3 separate regions of the Mus musculus genome follow, and all the other regions are linked to region 1. Evidence: chromatin loops called from intact Hi-C (ENCODE). Cell type or tissue: left cerebral cortex. All regions are shown on one strand.

Region 1 (8,000 bases):
GAAGAGGGAAGGGGGAGACACTGTGGCTGCATTCCCCCACCCCCAGGAAGCACCTCTTGTCCCTGGCTCCCCTCCTTTGCCCTGGCCCCCTAAGATTCCATCTCTCTTGTTCTGCCTCTGGCTCCAGTGGCTCCTTCTGATGCTCCCCTTGGCTTCTCCCTGGACAGACACTCCAGTAGGATGCTTGGGGTTTAACCACCCAACCTTACTCAAGTATCCCTCTGCCTTCCCCGCTTCTGCCCCTCCTCAATACCACCTTTTCTCTCCTCTGGGACAGAATCTTCTTTCCCCTCCTCTCTCCTCCCTACCCCTGGGAAAAAACAACAACAAAAAAGAAAGCACCAACTCCCCAGGAAGGGGCAGCAGACAGTAGGGGAGGGGACAGAAGGAGGAGAGCACAGGACCTTCTAGGAAAGGCTCACAAATCCCTGGGAGGCAAGGCAAGGGGTTAAAGGTGAGGGCAGTGGCTGCTGCTGTCCTCTGCCACCCCTGCTCATTGTCCAGGGGACTTCAACACAACTCAGGGGACAGGTGTTTGTAGGGTCAGCTCTGATAGGGAGAAGAAAGGAGCAGGAGAAACATTGTTAAAACCTAGTGAATTCCTTCTTCCTCCTCTCTGTCTGGAGGCTCCTTGGTTGATGAAGAGTCGTGAGGAGTTGGTGGGAAGAGGAGACTGTACCAAGAAGAGCTTTCCTCCACTCTCCCCTCTCCCCCATCAACTTGGAGCTCACCAAGGCTGGGAGGGAAGTGGCTGAGAGCTCACTGGTACCCCCTCTGCCCCAGAGAGGGAGCCCACAGCTGTGGGGGGGGCTGCCACCACTGCTGCTGCCGCCGCCGCCGCTGCTGCTGCCGCTGCCGCCATTGGACAAACCTCACCAGTACCTATAGGGAGAAACACCAAGGATCACAGCACAACCTAAATGGCAAGAAACATGTTCCATACCCCAGACTTTTCAACTATTTCCCTATTTCCCCTGGGACACAGCCGTTACTTCCTATCTGGTCCCCAGAGGCTTCGGCCTGCCTGCTTACCCAGACTGAGCATGTCCATACTGCCCTCTCTGGATCCCAAGGCTCCCTAATCTGAGTGACAGACTGGCATCCCTGGCCTTCCTGCGATCCCCTATTGGGCCCTTTGAGTTCCCTTGTCCCACACATCCCATGCTGCCCCCCCCAGCCATGTCCCACACCTTGCCTGGTGGGTGCAGGGGTCCCCCTCAGCAGGTAGGCTGTGGCTGGGGGGCATCTCCCGGGATAGGAGGGGCGGCCCCCCCCAGATGGGTCTGCATGTGGCCGGCCAGCTGGGCAGGGGTCTTGCAGTGCACGCTGCACAGCTTACACAGGATGCGGTCAGCCCGCGGGGCCTGGAGCCCATGGTCCTTCACCGCGTGGATGCGCAGGTATGCTGCTGTGGTGAAGCCTATTGGGGGGGGGGGTTGGGATGGGGGGTTGGGGTCAGCCTGGTGGAGACCCCAGAGACAGGGCTGTTCTCCTAGGCTGGGGACACCCTCCTCACATGGCACTGTCCTCCTCCCACATCCTTGGTAGGCTGGGGCCAACTACTCCAGAGAAGCATAGCCTTTCCCTACGCTTGCTGGGGACTGGTTTGTGTGGTGCCCTTACTTAGTCCTTAATCTCTACAGAGACCGTCCACGACACGGCTACCTAGCTTTTTAAAGGCTTGACTCTCAGTGGAGACGGCTGTGTCCCCCCCCTCTCCAGTGCCCCCGTCTCAGCTCCTTTAGTCACCAACCACAGTGAAACAGCTTTCTGCTACTGGGTAGGGTGCATGCTCGTCACACCCCTGCTGATGTACTCCACCTGCCCCAGGAGCTGGAGACAAGAGCTTGTGGCTGCTAAGTTGAAACCCTTGGGACTGGCTTTTTGGCTATTCCTTTCTCAAAGTAACCACGTCCCACTTCATTCTCCCAAGCACACCCATGAGGTTGAATTTCTGGTAGACGGTCTCCTGTGAACCATGGCACATAATTTAGTGGTGGTGTTTCCAATGCTGTTGTACTTGCCCCTTAAAGAGTTCTCTCTACTCGCCACAAGCTCTTAGCTGCAGCACCCTTGACCCACATCGGTGAAAAAAAACCCAACAGCTCTGTGCCCCCCTTTTTAGTCCCTGCCCTCCTGGCACCCCTTAGCATGTACCTTTGTTGCAGAGCTCACAGACATGGTGAGGGCCCTGGCTGTGCACCTTCATGTGGTCGGAAATATAAGCCGAGCTCAGCATCTTGCCACAGACATGACATGGCACCTTCTCCTCGTGTCGGACTGTGTGCGCTCGGAGGCGATCCTTCGTAGCAAAAGCTGCCTCACATTTCTGGGGGAGGGTGTGGGGTCACAGGAGAGTTAAAGCTTCGGGGAGTAGAGAGAAGGGAGCAAGATAAGGGGATCAGAGTCTCGGGGGTCTTTGATCTGTAGGAAATGGGCGTGAGATGACCAGGCCTTGAAGGAGAAATGTGAAAATGGAGTGAAGAGGCAAAAAGAGAGAGAAAAAGGGGGTCTGAGAGGCTGAACCCACACAGCTACAATGAGGATCAAAATCATGAAAACCAGGACAGGAGGAAGCTGGCTTCCTACCTCACATTTGAAGGGCCGCTCTGTTGAGTGCACTTGTCTGACGTGACTGTTGAGGTGATCCGGCCTAGGGATATGTTGAGGTGGGAGGGGGTGTGTGTTAGGGCTTAGGCTCCAAGGTAAGGTGTGCCTCAAATCTACCTAGGTTCCTCCAAAATGCCTCTGCAAAGGTCCCAGCGTTTCCCCCTCAGCTTCAGTCCTCAGGCAGGAAAGCCCTCAAACCAAGATTCCTCTTCTGCCCAGAGGCTGCTTTCCTTCAGCCCAGAGACCCACCTCTTCTAAAGTACCACCCCCTGTTCCTAGCAACTTCCCTCCTCCCTGGGAGTGGTTCCTGTCCCCAGGAACGGGAGCCGCCTCCCCACCAGCCAAAGACAGGCCACCTTGTTGCCCTCCCCCCCACCGGCCTAGTGGGCAGCGAGGCCCCTGCACACCGGGAGAAGCTCTTGCCACAGTGGGAGCAGTTGTAGGGCTTGTGCACAGCGCCGTCATGTGAGCGCACGTGGTAACTCATGCGGTCCTTGCGCTTGAAGCGCTGCTGGCACACAGGGCACTGGTAGGGCTTCTCGTCCGAATGCGACAGCTTATGTCGGTTCAGGTGGTAGACGTCGCGGAAGGCCTTGCCGCACATCTCGCAGGCGTGATTCTTCCGGATGCGCTTCCCAGAGGCAGTCGTGGTCACAACGCCACCGGCCGCCACCGCGGCTGTGCCGCCGCCAGCCCCGGCTTCTCCCCCACCCCCGCTGGCCCCGCTCAGCTGGGGGACACTCAAGAGGCTCAGGGGCACCATGGTGGGCATCTTCATAGCACCCGAAGGGACCCGGCCAGCCTTGGCTCCCGTGTGGATGGCTTCGTGCCTTCGGAGGTTGTAGCCGTTCTTGAACTCCTTGGCGCACAGGGCGCAAATGTAGGGCCCCTTGCTCTTTGTCTTCTTCTCCAAGACAGATGCAACTGGGGCCACGGCGACCGTCGAGGTTGGGGCGACGACAGCGGTGGCAGCCGCTGCTGCGATAGTGGCGGCCGCGGCGGGGGGCGCGGCCTCGGCGGCTGGTGCGGAGACGGCAGGGGGTGGCGGAGGAGGCGCCGGAGGCTGCTTCAGGGCCGCTGTGTCCACTGTGGAGGCGGCGGCAGGGGCCGGGGGTGCAGTAACCACTGCAGCGGCAGCCGCCGCAGCAGCCGCCGCCGCCGCGGCTGATTCCTGCGCGGCGGCGAGAACCGGGAGCAAGTCCACTTGGAGGGGCTCGGCCGCCGGGGCCTGGGGCGTGGGTGGGGGCGCCGGCGCGGCCTGCGGAGACAAGGCGCCGTGTGGGCCGCGGTCGCTGGTCGGCGCCTGCCCGCCCGGCCCGGCCCCTACTCACCTGGAATGGACTCTGGGCGCAGCCCTGGGAGGCAAAGAAGCGGGACTGGAGCTCAGCCCCGACCTGCAGGGGGTTCTGGGCGTGACCCTGAGGTGGCGGGAAGGAGTTCATGAGGCCGCCCACCCCCCGGGAGTCCAGGCCCAGCACGGGGAAGGGGGGGGCCAGCAGCGTGCAAGGGAACACGGGGAACATGGCCTCGGCCACAGTGGGGGCCCCCGGAGCTCAGCGGGAGCCGGGGGCACGGGCCGCGCGGGGCCCGGGCTCGGGGCGCCGCCCCCGGCCGGCCGGGTTGGGCCGAGCCGAACGCATGGCCCGAGGGCCGCCCCGCCGCCCGCGCACCCCGGCCGGCGGGAGGGAGGGAAGGAGGGCGTCTTGTGGGGCGCGGAGCGCGGCGGCGGCGGCGACGCCCCCTGGGTGGGGGCGAGAGGCCCCGCGGGGCCGAGGGCCGGGGCCGGGGGCGGGGGGCCCGGGCGGCGGCGGCGGCGGTGGTGGCGGCGGTTGGAGCCTGGCGGGGCGGGGTGGGGGGAGCGAGGGAGCAGCTTCGGCCCCCGCCGCGCGCGCGCGCCCAGCCGGCGCCTCGGGGAGGGCGGGGGAGGGCGCGAGGGAGGGAGGGGGACAGCTGCGCGCGCACCGGGCGCGCGGAGGGGGTGTGGGACAGGAGGGAGGGCGGGCAGGAGGGGGTGTGGGAGGGGGGGCAGGGGCGGGGGGGGCGGGGGTTGTTACCTGGAAGATGAAGCTGCTCCAGTTGCTGGGATCCATGGCGGAGGGAGGAGGGAGGTGGCTCGCGCTCACCCTGGGGCGGGAGGAGGCAGCTGTGGGGGAGGGGGACCCAAGGAGGAGGCGCGCAAGGAGGGAGGGGGGAGGAGGGTGGGGGAGCGGCGCACACTGCGCGCCGGAGGGCGGGCGGGGGGCGCGAGGACACACAAGAGGCTGGAGCGGGCGCGAGCGCGAGTGCGCGCGGGGCCAGCGGGAGGGGGAGGGACAGGAGGGACTCTAGAGGGCGGAGGGACTGGGGAGCCACCCAGCAGCCCCGGTCGCCCCGAGCGCGAGACCCCCAAGACGGTTGCTGATTGGCTGGCGATGGTGCAGGTGGTGGGCGCGCGGGAGACTAGGCGGCTTCTCTTCCCCCACTTGAACGATTCCACCCCCCACTTCCCTCCGCCAGCGGCCGTTATTTCGCGCGCACGCGCACATAACAGGGACGTCGTTGCTGAGCGGGAGAGTGGGGAGCGCGCCGAGGGAGTTACAGCGGGGCGGGGCTAGCTTGGAGCGCGTGCCCGCTTAACGGTCGGTCGCTGTGCTTAAGCTTTCGCGTCAGCTTTTTGATTCTTCTAGGCCACCGTCCCCTCCCCATTCCAGTGGTTTATTTACAATCTTGGCCTAGTTTGGGGGTTTCCCAAAGATGGCGCCTACATGGGTGTCCTGCAGAGCTTGATCCTGACCCCCAGGGTAGTTATGGACTCTGACCCCAGCCCTGTCATCCTCAAAAACCAGGCTCAACCATGGAATAAAAACTGTATTTACACAACACGTCACTATACAAGGATTTTTAAAAGAAGGTAGTGTCAAGAGGGACCGCTGTGCTGGCTGGCGGCCAAGCTCAAGAGATTCGCCTGTAAAGAAGAGGAACGTGCGTTAGCATAGCAGCCTAAGGTGGGCTGCGGTGGGGGAACACCATGCAGAAAGGGCAAAGGTGGCCTTACCTTCAGGAAAGACTCCACCTGCTTCCCAGAGATGCCTTCCACCTGTTCCAAGTCCTCCACCTAGTGGGACAGCAACACTAGGAAGGGAGTGGACACAGCACGGGGACCCCCCCACTGCACCTGTCCCCAGGGTTGTTACCTCACTGAAGGGGCCGTGGAGCTCCCTCCAGCCCACGATGAGCTGGGCTTTCTTCTGGCCAATGCGCTGCAGGCTGCGCAGTTCCCGAGCTGAGCCTTCATTCAGCAGATCCAATAATTTTTTGCGCCCATGTGCCAGTAACTCTGGGCTAATCTGTACCTCCCAGTAGTCCTCATCCTTTTCCACAGCTTCTGACTCAGGGGATGGCTCCAGCTATGAGGTAACAGAAATGCCAGTAAAGGCAGTGGGTGACTGCCATGACGAGGCACAGTCCATCTCTCTGCGGCCTCTCCCCTCTGGTCACTAATTTTGTTGTGCTTCTTTAATTGCTAGCTCCTTTCTCAGTTGCTGTGAAGAGTCAGTGAGTGACTGAGCGCACACATCAATCCTGATTAGGAAGAAGTGTAATTCAGTGGTAGAGCGCTTGCCTTCCATGCTTGAGGGCTGGGGTTCAATTTCCAGTACAGGGGGGAAAAGGGAAACCAAACAAAAAACCCATGCGGGGGAAACTGCATCATGCCATTACAATGGGGACAGTTCTACTAATGTTTTGTGTGGAGAAAATTATATTTTTCATTTTATGTGAGAGATTCTTAAATACTTGTCCATTTCCTAAATAGGCTCTACAGTTCTTAGAGGGCAGGGGCCACATTAGATCCAGTCAGCAGCCAATCCAAACACAAGGGGCATCAGGGGCATCAAGAAGAAAAGAAACAGTGGTAGATATTTTCTATGAGACACATCCATACCTCACTCCCCCACCACACCCCCTCAAAAAAGCTCTATAAGGCATCTTTAAGGCATTATGCAAAAGGCTCCCAGCTGGAAAATGGGGTGGGACTCACCTTCCTTTTGGGGCCTTTCTTCAGGAGCTGGATTTGGTTTGAGGACTCTCGCTGCTTCTGAACTGAAAGGAATTTGGAACTGGTCAAAGACACAGGCCACCTCCTGCCCTCCCTCCCCTCCTAGTAACCATTTGCTTCTCCCATTTCTATTTCCCTAGCTCCTTCCTTTCAACATGACTTTTTTTTTTTGAGGCAGGGTCTCATTCTATAAGGCTAACCTAGAACTCATAGTAACCCTCCTGCCTCACCCTCCTGAGTGGCACCATAGCCAGTCAGTACCCCACTGTCTACAATACTAGAGGACAAGCATCTAGGGCTTCTTCAGACCCAGTGGGAGGATGAGTGACATGATAACAGCATCTTTCCGTCTCTTCCTTTCTGAAATAGCTGCTTCTTCCTGGAACCTGGAACTAAACTTACTCCGTTGCAGGGGCATCACTACAGCCTTTTTCAGGGGCTTTGCCACTGTGCCACTATAAGAGGCAGGCGGCTGGAGAATTGTGGGAGTGTTCTCTTTTTCCCTTGGATCCGGTGCCTCCTGGGCCAACACCTTGGCTTCCAGTTCTTTTTGCTTCATCTTAAGCCTCTGTCGGAAAGAATCATGGGAGATGTGATTTAGCTCCAGCCCCAAAGCAGTGGATTAGGAAGGTTAGCAGATAGAGTTCTGAGGTCCAAGAGGAGAGACAGAATTCAAAATAACTAAGGGAGGTCTACATCAGAGGGCTACCTAAAGACAGAATGAGTCCTTTTAAGCAAGGTATTCAACGTGAGGAGGCTTTGTTTTTTGGTTTGTGGGGTTTTTTGTTTTTGTTTGTTTTTTGGCTTTTCAAGGCAAGTGGTGAAACTCAAACTCAGAGATCTACCTATCTGCCTTCAGAGTGCTCGAATTAAAGGTCTGCAACACCACCTCATGTTTTAAAGATTTTTTTTTTTTGATTATACAGTGTTATACCTGCATAGGCACCAGATCTCACTGCAGACGGTTCTGAACCGCCATCATGCCGTTGCTGGGGCCTGTACTCAGGACCTCTGTAAGGAAAACCAGCATTCTTAACCTCTGAGCAATCTCTCCAGCCTTAGATTTTTTTTTCTTTTACTTTTTTATTTTTTTAAGATAAGGTCTCACTATGTAGCCACAGCTGGCCTAGAACTTACTATGTAGATTGGGCCAAACGAATTCACAAAAAGAGCTGCCTGCCTACTTAGGCAGGTTATATATTTTTACTTATATGTGTGGGTGTTTGGCCTGCATGGATGTCTGTGCGCTATGTGCCTGGTGCCCTTGTAGGTCAGAAGACAGTGATGGGTCCTCTGGAAATAGAATTATAGGCAGTCATGAACTGCTCTGTAGTTGCTAGAAATTGAGTCAGTG
Region 2 (8,000 bases), 49 kb before region 1:
AGAGCAGTACTAGGGAGGGCCGAGCTCATCCTCCAGTTGTCAGGCTGTTGGGGAGTGGTCCCTGGAAGAAAAGAAGAGCTGGTGACTCTCTACACTTAGGGCTCCTGTCATTTCCTTCCATCTTTCGCCTGGCCATCCAAGCCACACACCACCCTTGAGCATAGACCCCATGCTCCACCTATCCACATAACCCATTTCTCCATGCACACAGCCACCTACACCCTCCTTTCCCAGCCTTCAACTCTGTCCACCTCCCTCATCACCCACTCGTTACTCATCCATCTTCCCTCCCAATCATCTCTCATCTCCCACTTACACTTGAGAGCTGGGGCTTTACTTTGCTCAGAGCTGCACTCCAGGACAGTGCATACAGCAAGTGATTAGCACATGCTGAGCTAACATATCCACTCATCATGTTCCCATCTGCCAACTACTCCTTCAGTTCACTCATCCCTTCCTATCTAATGTTTGTTTGCTTTTTATTTTAAATATTTATTTACTTGTCTACCTATAGGGTAGTATATAGATAGCTCTAGCTGAGTTAAAACTCCCTCTGTAAACCAGGCTGGCCTGGAACTCACAGAGGTCAACCTGTCTCTACCTCCTGAAGCTGAAATTAAAGGCATGTACTGCCACATCACGCTTTTTGTATATTTTTAAATTTATGTGTATTGGTGTTATAGGTCTGTGTACCACTTGTGTGCCTGGGGCCTGTGGAGACCAGAAGAGGGTATCTGATGCCCCTGGAACTGGAGTTATGGATTGACCATTGTGAGCCATTACCTGTGGGTGCTAGGAATCGAATCTGGGTCCTCAGGAAAACCAACAAATGCTCTAAACTGCTGAGCCATATCTCTCCAGCCTCTTTTATTATGTATATATACTTTCTAAATTTCTGTTTGAGACAGGGTTTCTCTGTGTAGCCTTGGCTGTCCTGGAACTCACTCTCCAGATCAAGTTGACCTCAAACTTGTACACCCAGCTCTGTCTCCAGAATGCTGAGCTTAAAGGCATATGCCACCATGCCTGGCAGGTCCTAGAGCATACCAGCTACTCACAACCTCCCTGACTAACATACCTCTGTACCTTGGCCCATACAATCCCTACTGCTTAGAATACTTAGAGCTGTTTCCCTAGAAAATTTTTTTCTTTAGGTGTTTCCTTCTTCAGGAAGCTCTATGATGCCTTTCCTTCCTAGCCCAGATGAGGATGGGGTAAAAATAGTCTTATTGTTTTCTCTTCTTAGGTAGGCACCATTCCATATTGTGTTGTCACTGACCATTAATTTGTCCTGGTCTCATTCTAAACTGAATTCTGCTGGACATGGTGGTGAGCACCTTTAATCCTAGTACTGGGGAGGCAGAGGCAGGTTTATCTTTGTGATGTCAAGGCCAGGCTGGTCTACATGGCAAATTCCAGGGCAACCATGCTACATAGGGAGACACTACCTCAAACAAACAAAAACAAACAAACAAACAACCCCCTGAATTCTTATAGGGCTGAGTCTCTACCGTGCATTCTGTCCCCCCAATCATCTAACTCCTAACACATGGAACGGCACACAGGGGAAGCTGGAAATGTTGGAATTGAATAACCTCATACAAACCTTTTCACGAGGAGATGGCAGAAGGTGTGCCTTGGTTCGGGTTCGATTTTTGTCAGAGCTGGAGATGACAGAAGACAACAGAATAGGCTGAGAATCAGGAACTGGAGCATCAGGAGGGAATAGAATAGAACTTCATGGTTGAAAACTTCCCCCTACCCTGCTGGGATGCTGTCAACCCTTGCTCTCTCCCCACAGGCTCCTGGGAGAAGGACAGAGCCTCACTCACCGGGTGTCAGTGCCTCGGGTCTTAGTGAAGAACACTGGAATTAGAGGCCCCAGTTAAAGGAACAACTTTCCCCATGTTTAGAAGAGTTGTGGCTAGAGCAGGTAGGGACAAGGGGGTTCCTGGGTAGTGACAATGAATGAGTTAGAAGTTAAGGGGCACTGTGCCTAGGATGGGCAAGGAGGCAGAAGATTCCTGGGGAGAGCAGCTATGGTTGGGAGTGAGTCAGGGACTGGTCTCTAGATGAAGAAGGAGAGCGTTCACCATGTCTAGATATCTGAGTCCCTTGGTCTTTTGTGTTCTTTTCCTTATTGGGCAGAGGACTCAAACGGGAGCGAGCAATAAACAGTGCTTCGTCTGTAAGTTCTGTGCTGATTCGGGTCAGGAATTCTTCAGAGCAGGATAATTTCTGAAAAGGAAGTTAGAATTCAGTCTGCAAATTCCCATTGGTCTGGTGTCTTCCAGGCTGCAGGCTCTGGCTTGGGAAACTGGTATTAGAAGGCCCTAGACCTGGAAAGCTGTCTGTGGGGCCTTAGGGTTAAGGCTCAAGGCTAAGGCTCAAGGCTCATGGCTCAGACAGGGCTCCCTGCCTGGCTCTTCCCATCTCCTTCACTTTTCCATTGTCGTTTACCTGCCCTCCACCTAAGGAGGCGGCAGCTTGAGATGACCTGATGTCCTTTTTGTCCCCACTCCTGGCAGATGTGGATGCCATCCTCCTGGAAACGAAGTTTTTGTTAGACTGAGAAGCCAACCCACACCCCCTCAGATTCCGCCTCACTCCACTCCCGGGGCCCCAGATTTATTTAGTCCATAACTATAGCTCAAACATCCTACTGACTCAGTTCTGTCCTTGAAAAAATTGGTTGTTTTGCCTACTAAGTTGAAGGGAGGGGCTCTCAGAACAACTCCCTTCCCTATTCCCTCCAGAGCCCTTCTTCCTCCTTTTCTGCCAAGGCACTTCCTTAGGCAAGACAGCCAACATGCAGTCCCCGACCCGGCTAATTGGTTGAAATCTTAGGGTACTCGGCAGGAGGGGGGACGGAAAGTTCTAAGGGGACCCTATGATGGGCCTCAGGGGATTGGGAGTCCGGGAAAGAAGGTTGGGAAGAGGGAGAGCCAGGGAAGTGCTGCTCCGGATTGCTATAAAGACCTAAATGTTTACGGAAGTTCTATGGTTCCGTTGCTAGGAGACTAGAGGTTCTAGAACTAAGGACAATGTCCTAGTGTGCCATACTGGCTCTCCTGATTCCTTCTTGGAGGCGGTGACCCCAGAGTTATATCAAGGCATTTAGGAGATGGAAAGGCGTTAGGGTGGAACTTGGGCTCTAATCCTCCCACCACCAGGGCGGCGCTAGAAGCAAGCGGCAGGCATGCTCGGAGCCTCTCTAGCCACCTCTTCCCAGCCTGGGTCCCGGAGAGCGACGAGGATCGCAAGCGTCGCGGGCGGGGAAGCGATGTGGGCTGTACTAAGTCACCCAATCTCTTGGGGAGGCGCAGACTCGGGACGGAGTAATCTCTACGCCTTACGGTTGCCTCCAGGAGTTTACGCCCTCTGTGAAATGCAAAATGCAGATTCCCTCTCAGGTCTCTTCTGCTGCTCCCTTTCCAGTTTCTTCCTTTGCGGCTGGCTCTCGAGTCTCTCCCCTCCCCTGTGCGTTGGTACGAGCCGAAGCCTAGGGGCCCCGGCAGGAAAAGGAAGCAGGCCGGCCTTAAAGGGACCTCAGCCATTATTTATTTAATTAATTTATTTATATTTAAAAGCCGCTCTCTCCTTCTTCCGATGTTCTTAACGTCCCGGACAGAAGAGTAGGCTCCAGAAGCCAGGCGCAGCGGAGCTGCGGAGCCCGCTGCTGGAGACGTCAGCTCCTGCCCATCGGAAGGCCAGGTGTGCGTGAGCTGTGCCCAGGGGTGTCCCGCACCCCGGCGCCCTGCGGGCTCTAACAGCTGGGATTGCCCGGGGGAACTGGGCCCAGGGCTCAGGTGGAGCGGCTGATGCCCGGAGCTGAAAGGTGAGACCACGCTGGTAAGGCTGGTACCAAGACCTTGCCCCTCCAGACCTGGGCCGAGACGACAAGGGGAGCCGCCAAGATGCCAGAGGAAAATATCTTCCTGTTCGTGCCTAACCTTATCGGTGAGTGCTGCCTGCGGCCCCAAAACCAGCGGGGTGGGGGTGGGGAGGGGCGCGAGAAACCCTAAGCTGGCTCCCCAATCACACCCTGTACCTCTCCCATCCCATCCCAAGGTTATGCCCGGATTGTCTTCGCCATCATTTCCTTCTACTTTATGCCCTGCTGCCCCTTCACGGCCTCCTCCTTCTATCTACTCAGCGGACTCCTAGACGCTTTCGATGGACACGCAGCTCGAGCCCTTAATCAAGGTGACAGAACTTTACCACCACCAGCACTAACTGGGGTCCCAACATCCTCTGTCCTTTCCCTGCTTTCTCAGAACCTCGTTGAGAGCTGCCTAGGATATAAGCTTGCTCTTGATGATTGATCTCTGTTTGGGATGGGTGTGGAAGACCTAGACCCTGCATAGCTGTGAGCATGGAATTCCATTCGGGTGTGGCATAATGGCTCATGCTTGTAATGCCAGCACTGATAAGGTAGGTAGATTGCTCCAAGTCAGAAGTCATATTGAGTACCACGTGAGCCAGGACTACACAGTAAAATCCTGCAAAAATAAGTGATTGGGGCTGAAGGCTAAGTTTGTTCTCAGAGGTTAAGACTGCTTACTGCTGCCTGGCGGTGGTGGCGCACGCCTTTAATCCCAGCACTTGGGAGGCAGAGGCAGGCAGATTTCTGAGTTTGAGGCCAGCCTGGTCTACAAAGTGAGTTCCAGGACAGCCAGGGCTATACAGAGAAACCCTGTCTCAAAAACAAACAAACAAAGCAAACAAAACAAACAACAACAACAAAACCGAAAGAATGCTTACTGTTCTTCTAGAGGACCTAGATTTGATTCCCAGAACCAACATGATGGCTTACAACCACCAGTTCCAAGGAATCAATGTCCTCTTCAGGCTATATATATATATGTGTGTGTGTGTGTGTGTGTATATATATATATATACGCTGATAGACACTGAGACCATAGAAGATAAATAAACTTTTAAAAATGTAAGTAAATAACAAAGTTCCATTCAACAGGTGTTTACTAGGTAGTTGCTAGGCACAAACATTCGGGATTCTGGAAGAGAGGTTGGTGCCCGGTGGGAGGAAAGCAGATGATGTTTGGAGCTCTGACTTAATTTTGTAATCGAGTTCCCCAGACCCACTTCTAAAATTGCCTCTGAGACTTTGGGTCTGCTTGCCTTTCTTTGGGGCCTGGTTTTGGGTTAGAGGAGTTGAAGATAGAGTTTCCCCATTCCAATACCTCTTTCTTGCCATAGCCCCATGCCTTCTCATTTCTTGTCCTCATAACCCATGCCCTTCTGGCCTCACCATCTTTCCTTCTCTGGCAGTAGATGGTAGGCACTTTCAAACTCCTTTTATTGTCAGCCTGGAGTGATAGGCCAGAGCGGGTACCTGTCACAGGTCCACTATGCCAAACAGTCCCTTTCCACTTAGTAGTCATCATTTTTCAGGAACCCGGTTTGGGGCCATGCTCGACATGCTGACGGACCGTTGCGCCACCATGTGTCTCTTGGTCAACCTGGCCCTGCTCTACCCACGAGCCACCCTTCTCTTCCAGCTCAGCATGAGCTTGGACGTGGCCAGTCACTGGCTGCATCTGCACAGGTTTGTTTGCTTTGATTGATGCTTGGGGTGCTGGTGAGTGGAAGGCATTACAGTGGGGCGGGGACTGGGATGGCTTCAGGCTTGTGGGTGGTTTCTTTTTCCTCTCTCCTTGAGACAGTAGACCAAGGCTTGCTTAGAATTTAGTATGTGCTCATGTAGGCCTCAAATTCATGACAGTCTTCCTACGTCAGCCTCCTGACTCCTGAAGTTATAGGCATATCCCTGCATGCCGCTGTCCTTAAGCCCCTGGGTAATCCCTGTGTCTCTGAGTGGGCTTGTCATTTTTATAGGTGGTGTGAGCAATTTCTAGCATGGGCCTGGCTGAATAATTTAGGGTTCCAAATGGGGGAAGACGTATGGGTGCTTTGTATAGGGCATTCAGTCCTGGCTCTGCCTCACCTAGGGAACTGTATGATTTTGCACAAGATATAATTTTCAGCTTCACACCAGTTCCTCCGCTCAGTGAACGCTCATGAAGTCCCATGCTTTTCTCCCCAAGTTCTGTGGTGCGAGGCAGTGAGAGTCACAAGATGATCGACCTGTCTGGGAACCCTGTGCTTCGGATCTACTATACCTCTAGGGTAAGCACTTCCTGCCCCTCCTCAACTTGATCTGAAAACAGGAAGTCTGAGGCTGAACCCTGGCCAGGAGAGATGCTATACAGCCATCTGAGCAGGAGTGGTCCATGGAGGATAATTGGTGGGACATCATCATGGCAGCAGTGACAGTGAAGCCCCAAGAGAGAGAGGGCGAAGGGGGTGGGTGGAGTCAGAGAGAGACCAAAGAAATATGCAGTATAGTGCAGTGTGCAGCTGGCTGTGAGGCGCTCTCCTGTCTGGCAGAAGTCCCTGTGGGTTACAGTAGGGACATGGCCCTACGTCTTAGGCAGCCTTATATTGTGTGCAGCCTGCTCTGTTCACCCTGTGTGCTGGAAATGAACTCTTCTACTGCCTCCTGTATCTCTTCAATTTCTCCGAGGGACCACTAGGTAAGAAGTGGGGGTGGGGGTGGGGTTCCGCCCTGCCCTGCCCTGCCCTGCCCTGCCCTGGGGGAGAGAGAGGCCTCCCTCTCACACCCCTCCATCCCCTGCTTTCCATCTTTCTTCCTGCCTCCCTGTAGTCGGCTCTGTGGGCCTTTTCCGGATGGGCCTCTGGGTCACAGCTCCCATCGCGCTGCTCAAGTCCGTCATTAGTGTCATCCACCTCATCACGGCTGCAAGAAACATGGCTGCCCTGGATGCAGCAGACCGCGCCAAGAAGAAATGATCCTCTCCCATCCCCAGCTGTCCACCTGCCCTGGGTATCTACTGTACCACGTGACTCCTCTCCTCCTAAGAGGTCCCAGTGTCATGTCTTTCTCATGTGTTCTCTAACCTGCTGGGATTAGGGGTCACCTTCTGTTTGGTGTTGTCACTATCTCTTTAATCCTGATGATTAGACCCAACCTGTGACCCCAAGGACCTGGCACTGCCAAGCAGGAAGGGTGCTCAGGAGGCCCTGCCCATCCAGCTGGTGCTCCGGGAGGCCTGACTGAAGACTGGGTGTTGCCACACATCCTGCTGCCTCAGTCCTGGGGTCTGGAGTGAGACTTTGGGGACATGTGAGGGCAAAGGAGTCAGACTGATGTCATTGGACCTGGGGTACCAGGCTGGGGAGGGAAGGGGCCAGCTAGATCCTTCCCTGAGGCCAGCTCCTCTCTCCTGTCCTGCTCTGGAAACCTCCACAATAAAGGGGGGCCCCTTCAGTCTTTTTGGATGTGTTTACTTTGAGACACTCTTAGATGATGGCCCAGGGTCCATGGGAGCTGGATTAGAATCCACCTGGATGCTTTCCCAAAGGTGGCTGGCTCCTCCCTGTCGTTCCAGTGATCTCGAGAGGCTTTGTGGCTCCTCAGGTTCACAGGCATTGTCTCTGCCCACCTGCTTTATGTCCCTAGCTGGCCACTTTTGATTGTAACCTTGATATTTTCTACCCTCATGAGAATGTGAGCTTCATGAGAGCAGACTTATGTCTTTCTTGTCTCTGCCTAGAGTGAAAACTAGCCTGGCATGTGGTAGCTGCTTAATAAATATTCATGGGAAGATGGATGGTTTTCTCAGAGCATGGTCCTTAGGCTGAGAGTGTGTAGTGTGTGTGTGTGTGTGTGTGTGTGTGTGTGTGTGTGTGTGTGTGTGTGTCTGTGTCTGTGTCTGTGTCTGTGTCTTGGTCAACCTGACCCTGCTATACCCTGTAGCCACACACACATCCACACACACATGCATGCTTGGACGCACACATGCACACACACCCCGCACACCACACACCTTGCTTCCTGGAACTCCTGGTCCTACTTTGGCCTTTTTCACAGTCTACCACCATACCAACTTAAGGGTTAGTGTACACTGTGTACTGACTTAAGGGTTAGTGTACACTGTATACCAACTGAAAGGTTT
Region 3 (8,000 bases), 180 kb after region 1:
CTTTGTAGACCAGGCTGGCCTCAAACTCAGAAATCCCCCTGCCTCTGCCTCCCAAGTGCTGGGATTAAAGGCATGGGCCACCACTGCCAGGCTCAGGAAGATAGATTCTTTTTTTTTTTTTTTTTTTTTTTTTTTTTTTTTCCATTTTTTATTAGGTATTTCGCTCATTTACATTTGCAATGCTATACCAAAAGTCCCCCATAGCCACCCACCCCTTCTCCCCTACCCACCCACTCCCCAGGAAGATAGATTCTTAAGTGTTAAAGTTATAAAGCAGAAAAATAGCACCCAGCAGAGTGCCTGACACAGGAGTGATATTCTAAAACCGAATTGTAACCAAGTTCCTCTGGACAGACTAGTATGGGGGAATGTCCCCTAGTCACATAGATAAATGTTATATGAGGGAAGCAACTCTAGTTTTGTTTCTTATGAGGTAAAAGATGTGGAGAAAGGTCCAGGGTCAAACTTAAGTTAGAGTTCAGACTGAATGTCGGTGCCCAATCAGGTTTTTTGTTTTGGTTTGGTTTTTCAAGACAGGATTTCTCTGTGTAGCCCTGGCTGTCCCGGAACTCACTCTGTAGACCAGGCTGGCCTCAAACTCAGAAATCCTCCTGCCTCTGCCTCCCGAGTGGTGGGATTAAAGGCATGGGCCATCACTGCCTGGCCCCAATCAAGTTTTGAATTTTGTTAGCTTACAAGCCCTGCCTGTATTCCTCTCCCACCCCACCCCCTGGTTCAGATCCTCAGGAGGATTCTCACACCCAGGCGCTCACAGAAGCCTCTCATCTCTAAGCTAAACCCAGCCAATTACACTGAGACTGTTTGGGCATTCCCTCCTGATGAGTGCCTTCAGTTAGTGGATTGAGTGAGTGCTCAGTTCAGAGCCGGGCTGCAGTGTCCTCAGGCGATGCTCCAGGCTGAGCTAACCAGGTACAGACCAGCAAGCAGGTTAGGGAGCACAGAAGCAATGGCCAGGCTCCAGAGAGAGAAGGAAGAAGTCAGGCTAATCACACTCACCCCCACCTTAGGAGTGACTCAGGCCCCTCCCTGGAAGGAACTAGGAAAGCTCAACTAGGGCAGGGGAGATGAGGAAATGGGGAAGAGGCCTCCCCCACCCTTTCCCTTCAATGAAAATACAAAACTGCCCTCTCACAAAAGCCCTGCCTTCAGGGTCTCTCCTCCATCAAGCAGACTTTCTCACCCCACTATTCTGCCTACAGATACCCCCCCACACCCACTGCTACTCTGAAGGCATCCCTCTTGCCCTCAGAGATCTAAGATTTCTGCCAGAATCCTCGCCCAACCAACTTTCCAGAATGTCTGGCCTTTTTAGTTAATAGTTTCATACCAAGCAGCTGGCATCTTAGCTGCTTAGTAGGTATCAGCTCATTCAATCCCTCTCTTCATAGAGGAAACTGAGGCATAGAAACAGGGACACCACTAGCTCAAGGACACGGGCCTAGGCAAGGTCTAGGCTTAAATCGAGACGACTGCCTTGATCCCTGGTCCTCAGCTCTGAAGTCATAGAAACCCCAGGATGCTCTGGGCACTGCAGCTCCTGCTAATGACTCCCTGGGCCAGGGCTGGCCAGGTGCATCCCCTCCCCGCCCCTCCCCTCCCCCTACGCGTCCCCAGGCAGCCCCCACGGGGTGCCCACTGTGTACTCACAGGCTGCCTGAGTACTGGCTGCCCCCAAGGAAACCATACTTGTCCGTCTTGCGCAGGGCCATCCCATTTATCTCCGAGTCTGAACCCATGGAGCTCACATCATCCGGCAAGGACTCCAAGGTCCCTGACATGAGGCTCACGGAGTCCAAGTAGCTCAGGGTGTCTGGGGCCTGACCCCGAGGCCCCGAGATGCCAGGTCCTAGACTGGACGTGGAGCCCAGGTCTTGAAAGTTTTCAACAGGCTCCGGAGCTGGGGTCACTGTCACCACAGCCACCGGAGTCGGAGCCGGAGCCTCGCATGTCCCGGGAGGGCCTGTGACAGGCCCTGAGGGGTCCTCAGGCACCGACCCTGCTGATGCTGAGGTCGCAGCTTCATGCCCACCTGCCACCTGTCCTACTCCACCCCGTGCAGTCACTCCTGAAGCCACTGTGGTCCCCGGCTTGGGGGCAAGCGGGGGTTTGGCAGTCAGGGCTCCAGGCGCCATTCTGGAAGGTGTCCGAGTGGGGGTCCCTGGTCCTGGGACAGGAGAGGCTCGAACCTCTTCCGTCTTTTGAGTGTCTGTCCCCAAAGCCAAAGCCACCGACGTCTCGGCTCCTGTTTCTGCCGCTGGTGCGGGGAACTCTTGCGTCTTCGCGGCTTCGGGTGAGGCCTCCAGGGTCAGCATCACTACCGTGCTGCTCGTAGCTGTCGTGGGTGTAGAGGCCGAGGTCTGTGATGATCCTGGGACGCAGGCGGGCCGAGCCTCCCCGGGGGCCACCAATTCGACTGGGGCCGAAGTGGCTGTAGTCACTGGCGGTCCCGGTTCCACCACTAAGTGCGATCCGGCCCGGGAGCCCCGGGGCGGGGGCGAAGGGGCAGCGGGGGCGCCGTGGCGGCGCGGCGGGGCCACAAGGGGCGCCGGACCCGTCTCCATAGCTGCGGGCGGCCCCTCACATCCCCCCGCCGGGGAGGCCGCAGAAGGCGCCGCCCCTCAGGCCGCCCGGAGCAGCCCGCCGGGGCTGCAGAGAGGGCGAAGGGCGCGGCTCGGCGCGCGCCGGGGGCGGGGCGGGACCCGGCGGCAGGCGGCGGGCGGCGCGCGCAGGCGGGGCAAGGGTCGACGGCGCTCGCGCCGGGGTCTCCCGGCCTCTCACCCTACTCGCGCGCTCGCGCCGCCCCCTCCCAGCGAGGGGCCGGCTGCCGACGTCGCGCCTGCGCAGACGCGGAGGAGCAGCCACTGTCCCGGCGAACTACGCCTGCGCGAGGAAAGGCCCTCCCGCACCCCTCCTTTTTTTTTTTTTTTTTTTTTTTTTAATCTCCCGCCCCCTCTATAAGACCAGGACGGATAATAGGAGAGAGAAAACTGAGTTCCTGCCAATCGATGGAAGGGTGGGTGGGGTTAGAGGCGGGAAGAGGGTGGGTACTCGAGAAAGAGGAAGTGAAGAAGGCAGAGGCAGGACGAAGAAAACAAGCAATAGAAAAGAGAGATCCTGAGCATCCAGGCCAATAAACACAACTGAAGAGAGTGAGTGACCGCAGAAGGGCGGGGAATGAGGCTGGTGTTGGGCAGTAAGAGGCAGGGACTAGGAACTTGTTAGCCAATGGAAATGGTGAAAAGGGAACCAAATTAAAAAGGGGGGCTAGGCAGTCAAATTGACTGACGGTCACGTCTATTCCTGTGATGACAGCATCAGCAGTCAATAGAAAGAGCCGAAAAATTCTTAGACTTCCTGAGATGATCAGGAAGGAATGACAACCAGGGAGAGGCGGGCTTAACTTGTGATTAACTTGTTAGCCAATGACTGTCCTTCTCCACTTTGCATAAGAGTAGAAATAGATAACATTCTCTGCTTCTAGGGCCAGGGATGCTGCCAGCAGGCGGTGCCAGAGCAAGAATAGTCAGTGACAACCAGAGACAAGCGCGAGAGGAGGTGACAACTGGGGACATCACTGAGAAGAGCCTGGAGCATCGGTGCGGCTCCTAGCCAATAAGAGTGCCGCGCTGGCCTTCTTGGGTTTCCAAAAGAGCCCCTGTTCATTCAACTCCTGAGCTGCACCACAAACCCAGTGCCCTCATCAGTACTCTCTACCTCGATGTGTCTAGTTAGACTATAGTCAGTCCTCTGAAAGACTCATCTCTCAATTCCCTATTTCAGGCAGGAACTCAGACCAGGTTTCTCTAAGTTCTCATGTACAAACTCAGCTTCTCCCCCCCCCCCCACCTCCACCCCGCCGCCGCAAACACTGCAATTTCTGAAACCCATATCCTCTGAGCACTACTTCACTCTCCCGGCTTGTGGGTGGAGGTCCCATCTCAGAACCCAAATCCATGAATCCTCAATACCATGAACCCTCCTCTTTGAAGGATTCAAGAACCAAGCCGTATTGTTATCCACTTCTCTTAGTACTCATTAGCTACTAACTACAAGACCTGACGTTATGAGTTCTAACCTTCCAGATTCTTCTTTTTTTGTTTTGTTTTTTATTTATTTATTTATTTATTTATTTTCAAGACAGTGTCTCTGTGTGGCCCTGCACGTCTGTCCTGGAACTCACTCTGAAGACCATGCTGGCCTCAAACTCAGAGATCCGCCTGCCTCTGTCTCCTGAGTTCTGAGACTAAAGGCCACCGCTGAACCAGGAACCTTCCCACTTCTAAACACTGCTTCCTCTGTTCTCATTCTCTTGAGCCCCAGGATGAGTGGACTACCAAATCCATAAGGCCACTCTCAAAATCCTAGTGAGACCTAGCTCTCAATGTCCCTATCCCTTTCTGTCTTTTGAAGCTCCTTAGTCTTGTCAGCTTACTTTCCCGCTTCCAGCTCTGACCCGGACCCGGTGAGGACCTGTCAGATCTTCTTTTCATAACTTCTCCATCTTCCCCTTTGATTCAAGTTTACTGAGAAGTCCACAAATCCCATTCCCTTTTTGGAGTCTTTCTCACCTCCCAGAATGCACTAATGAGTGGGCTCCTGCATGACGTAGCCCCCTCCGTGGTACCCATATGTGGTACCCATATAAGGCAAAACAGCTGCCAACTAAAGCCGGGAGGGGCTGTGCGAAGGCCAAGGGCAGCTGCTAAGTTTAGGGTGGCTCCTTCTCTCTTCTTAGAGACAACAGGTGGCTGGGCCCCAGTGCCCAGAAAAGAAAATGTCTTAGTGGCATTGGCATGGACTGGAGGAGGGCAAGGGAGGGAACACATTCCTCAGGACATCAGGTCCTAAAGGGAGCAGGAGGAGATGCGTACCATTGCCAGCCTGGGGTTCCTATACTGCGGTTTCCCTAGATTCCCACTGCATGGATCAGTATGGGCCACTGAGGCCCAGAACATTATGAAAGTCACAACATCAGCCAAGCTAGCATTTTCCCAGAAAGGAAAAGATACTGGTTATGCTACCTGGGAGAGGATGGCTGGGGCCTCTGTGTTTTCTCTGAGGTCCAGCAAGAAGCCTAAACCTTGCAGGGCGTGGTGGCGCACGCCTTTAATCCCAGCACTTGGGAGGCAGAGGCAGGTGGATTTCTGAGTTCAAGGCCAGCCTGGTGTACAGAGTGAGTTCCAGGACAGCCAGGACTATATAGAGAAACCCTGTCTCAAAAAAACCAAAAAAAAAAAAAAAAAAAAGCCTAAACCTCTCTTGCTTCAATCCTTTCTTTTCAAGTGCACCGATGATGTCTCTGCTTGTTGTTGCAAACCCCACAGCATTTGGTCACCAACCTTAACATCAAGCCCCATCCTGATTCTGGCAATCCTAACAGCTGACTTTCACTGTGCTGGCCTTTGCCCATGTGCCCTGCGGTCTGCTCACTGGTCCTCACCTCACTCACTTCCTTAGCTTCCTGCTGAGTTTTGCTGTTGTCATTTGCTTACTTGCCTGCTTGCTTGCTAAAGTGAACCCACAAAACCAAGCATACTGTCTATTGGCACAAAATGCTTACTGAGTTTAGATCTGTGCCCACCCCACTCAGGGGCTCAAAAGTCTAGTTCATCTCTTCCAGAACTGTGGGCTTCCCTGAGCCCCTCTGAATCCTGGCACACTGCAGTCCCCCTTTGGGAGAAAGAACATCCCTTCCTACCTAGGTCCTAACGAGACTTGCATCCCAAGGCCTCCTCCCCCTCCCTTCCTGGGCTCCAGCTGCTGCAGGCCTCCAAGAAAGGAGAGGCCCCTGAGCTGGGCTATTTTAGTATCTGGGGTGGGTATCCACAGGGCTAAGGTTACCACGGTATGTTAAGGGCTGCCGGGGCAGGACTATATAACCCCAGAAGAACTGCTCCAAGCAGATTCTCTTCCTTTTTCCATCTGGAGCTACTGCCTTGCCCCCAGGAGATCTAAGACATGGTGAGTGAAGATTCCTCCCAACCTAGCATTAGCTCAGGATAGCCCTACCCTTCAAAAAAAAAAAAAGGGTGCTGCTTCTCATTCCAACTACAGGCAAAATATGAACCCTCTCTCTTAGCACCAGAATGGGGCCAGAGGAGAGTGATGGGCTGAAAGGTTCAGTCAAGGATAATATGCTCAGATATCTAACCATGATGTCTAGGGGTAGGGGTAGACCTGTTCAAAGTCTGTTCCACCCCTTTCTATCATTTCCTAAAGTCCTCAGACGAATGAGATGATCCTGCTTGCATTTTGTAAGTGGGAACTAGAGGTTCAGATAGGGCCAGTGAGTAGATTAAGCTAGCAAGTATGGACGCCAAGTTGGCAGGCAGAGGATTCTGAGAAGGGCACTTGTCAGTCAGGATGAAGTGATCTGGGAGCTATAGTTGGGAATTAAGACACACAGCCAAAATGAGGCCCCTTAGCCAAGAGGTGCCAAGAAAAAGAAGAGTTATTCTATAAAAATGGACTCAAAGAACTCCGAATCTGAATCTGATCAGGCATAATGGGTATGCCTGTAATTTCAACTGCTTTAAAGCCTGAAGAGGTAGGAATCCAGGAGTCCAGGAGTTCAAGGCCAGCCTGAGTTATGCAGTGAGACCAGTCTAAAAAAGAAAAACAAAAAGAAAAGAGGAGGAGAATCTGGGTGTGGTGATGAATATCTTTATTCTCAGCAGGAAGAAGCAGGCAGATCTCCTGGGTTCAAGGAAAGGAAGACTGGGTCTATAGAATAGGCCCCAGGGCTAAATCATGAGACCACGTCTCAGGGTGGGGGTGGGGAGGGACAGGGTTGGGGTTGAGGATGTAGCCTGCCTAGCATGCACAAGCAACCAAATAAAATAGGATGTGCTGCTCGTGACGCTAACCCTGGAACTCGCACGGTCAAGGTTAGAGACGGAGGCACGGTGAGCAGGCCAAGGTCATCCTCTGTTAAGTAGCAAGTCTGAGGGCTCCATGAGACCCTGTCCTTAACAGAAACAAAAGTCTGGTTTGCTGCTCCCAGGAGAGAGGTACAGGAACTGGCCTGTAACTCCCCTGTTCAACCTTTACCCTCACAGGCACCCAAGAAGGCCAAGAGAAGGGCAGGAGCGGAAGGGAGCTCCAACGTCTTCTCCATGTTTGACCAGACTCAGATCCAGGAGTTCAAGGAGGTGAGAGTGGGAGGCTAAGGAAAGCCTCCCCAACCCTCCTCCCCACCCTCCTCCCTACCCCTCCTTCCCAGAAAGTGCACCTGTTGAGGGAGGAGGAGAATCCTTCCCCTCCCTTCAAAGGGTGGAGGGGGACAGCTGGCTCAGGGCCAGAATCTGATCTGCCTTGGGCCAATTCCTGGTTTCATCTGTCCTCACCCCTACCCCTCCACAGGCGTTCACTGTAATTGATCAGAACAGGGATGGCATTATCGACAAAGAGGATCTTCGGGACACCTTTGCAGCCATGGGTGAGGCCCCTACTCCTATCTATAAATGTTGAAAGCTATGGAGTTGGAGGGGAATCCAGTGGCTTCAGGCCTTAATCTGCCCAGATGAAAAAAATGAATGAGCTAATATAAGCTTATGAGAAGCACACCTCTGGTCCCCAACACCCAACTCCAACCCCTAACGCTCACCCCATTCAGGCCGTCTCAATGTGAAGAATGAGGAACTCGACGCTATGATGAAGGAAGCCAGTGGGCCCATCAACTTCACTGTCTTCCTGACCATGTTTGGGGAAAAGCTTAAGGGTGAGTAAAAGGTTCTCCACCCAAGACCCTGGTTGCTCTTTCCAGACCTTTGGGGACGCGCTAGACTCGTGTCCTCTGTCCCTGCAGGTGCGGACCCGGAGGATGTGATCACTGGAGCCTTCAAGGTCCTGGACCCAGAAGGGAAGGGCACCATCAAAAAGCAGTTGTGAGTGGCTCCCTCTAGTGGCTCTACTGTCTTTTCCAAAAATCCCTGCTTAGGGGTGACAGGTTGACAGAATGCATGAGCAGTAAGGACTGG

What was found. Peaks named below come from ENCODE experiments on the same cell type or tissue, not always from the same donor. Only the 100,000 strongest peaks of a DNase experiment are listed, where the experiment ranks them.
Region 2: it touches region 1 in a loop (4-fold over the local background); 15 of 42 quality-filtered maps call a loop at or near these places.
Region 3: a loop joins it to region 1, with 15 times the contacts of the local background. A loop is called at or near these places in 3 of 42 quality-filtered maps.

What each region holds. Positions count from the first base shown.
Region 1 is chr7:127,022,287-127,030,286 of GRCm38, forward strand. Maz (MYC-associated zinc finger protein (purine-binding transcription factor)) reads right to left here and starts at 4,193. Exons shown (of 5, transcript NM_010772.1): 1 at 3,942-4,193; 2 at 3,018-3,868; 3 at 2,590-2,653; 4 at 2,158-2,329; 5 at 1-882. The coding sequence starts at 4,133. The coding sequence ends at 728. Kif22 (kinesin family member 22) reads right to left here. Exons shown (of 14, transcript NM_145588.1): 10 at 7,049-7,214; 11 at 6,629-6,690; 12 at 5,784-5,996; 13 at 5,645-5,704; 14 at 5,445-5,554. The coding sequence ends at 5,507. In left cerebral cortex, a CTCF peak has its summit at 3,070; DNase peaks (open chromatin) are centred at 856, 979, 1,808, 2,284 and 5 more places; H3K4me3 peaks cover 4,619 bases; H3K27ac peaks cover 5,659 bases.
Region 2 is chr7:126,972,847-126,980,846 of GRCm38, forward strand. It overlaps Cdiptos (CDIP transferase, opposite strand), which reads right to left and starts at 3,000. Exons shown (of 6, transcript NM_001362232.1): 1 at 2,980-3,000; 2 at 2,461-2,545; 3 at 2,094-2,238; 4 at 1,833-1,866; 5 at 1,607-1,664; 6 at 1-61. The coding sequence starts at 2,541. The coding sequence ends at 26. Cdipt (CDP-diacylglycerol--inositol 3-phosphatidyltransferase (phosphatidylinositol synthase)) reads left to right here and starts at 3,612. Exons shown (of 6, transcript NM_026638.4): 1 at 3,612-3,960; 2 at 4,072-4,206; 3 at 5,416-5,569; 4 at 6,069-6,150; 5 at 6,476-6,557; 6 at 6,689-7,653. The coding sequence starts at 3,918. The coding sequence ends at 6,834. In left cerebral cortex, a CTCF peak has its summit at 3,172; DNase peaks (open chromatin) are centred at 2,808, 3,321 and 4,132; H3K4me3 peaks cover 1,904 bases; H3K27ac peaks cover 2,192 bases.
Region 3 is chr7:127,205,782-127,213,781 of GRCm38, forward strand. Tbc1d10b (TBC1 domain family, member 10b) reads right to left here and starts at 2,687. Exons shown (of 9, transcript NM_144522.5): 1 at 1,669-2,687. The coding sequence starts at 2,582. It overlaps Mylpf (myosin light chain, phosphorylatable, fast skeletal muscle), which reads left to right and starts at 5,827. Exons shown (of 7, transcript NM_016754.5): 1 at 5,827-5,982; 2 at 7,080-7,172; 3 at 7,384-7,459; 4 at 7,637-7,741; 5 at 7,829-7,907. The coding sequence starts at 5,980. It also overlaps a transcript of Septin1 not described here. In left cerebral cortex, CTCF peaks have their summits at 2,523, 3,513 (motif pointing right) and 7,927 (motif pointing left); DNase peaks (open chromatin) are centred at 1,273, 1,986, 2,468, 3,295 and 1 more place; H3K4me3 peaks cover 3,549 bases; H3K27ac peaks cover 3,773 bases.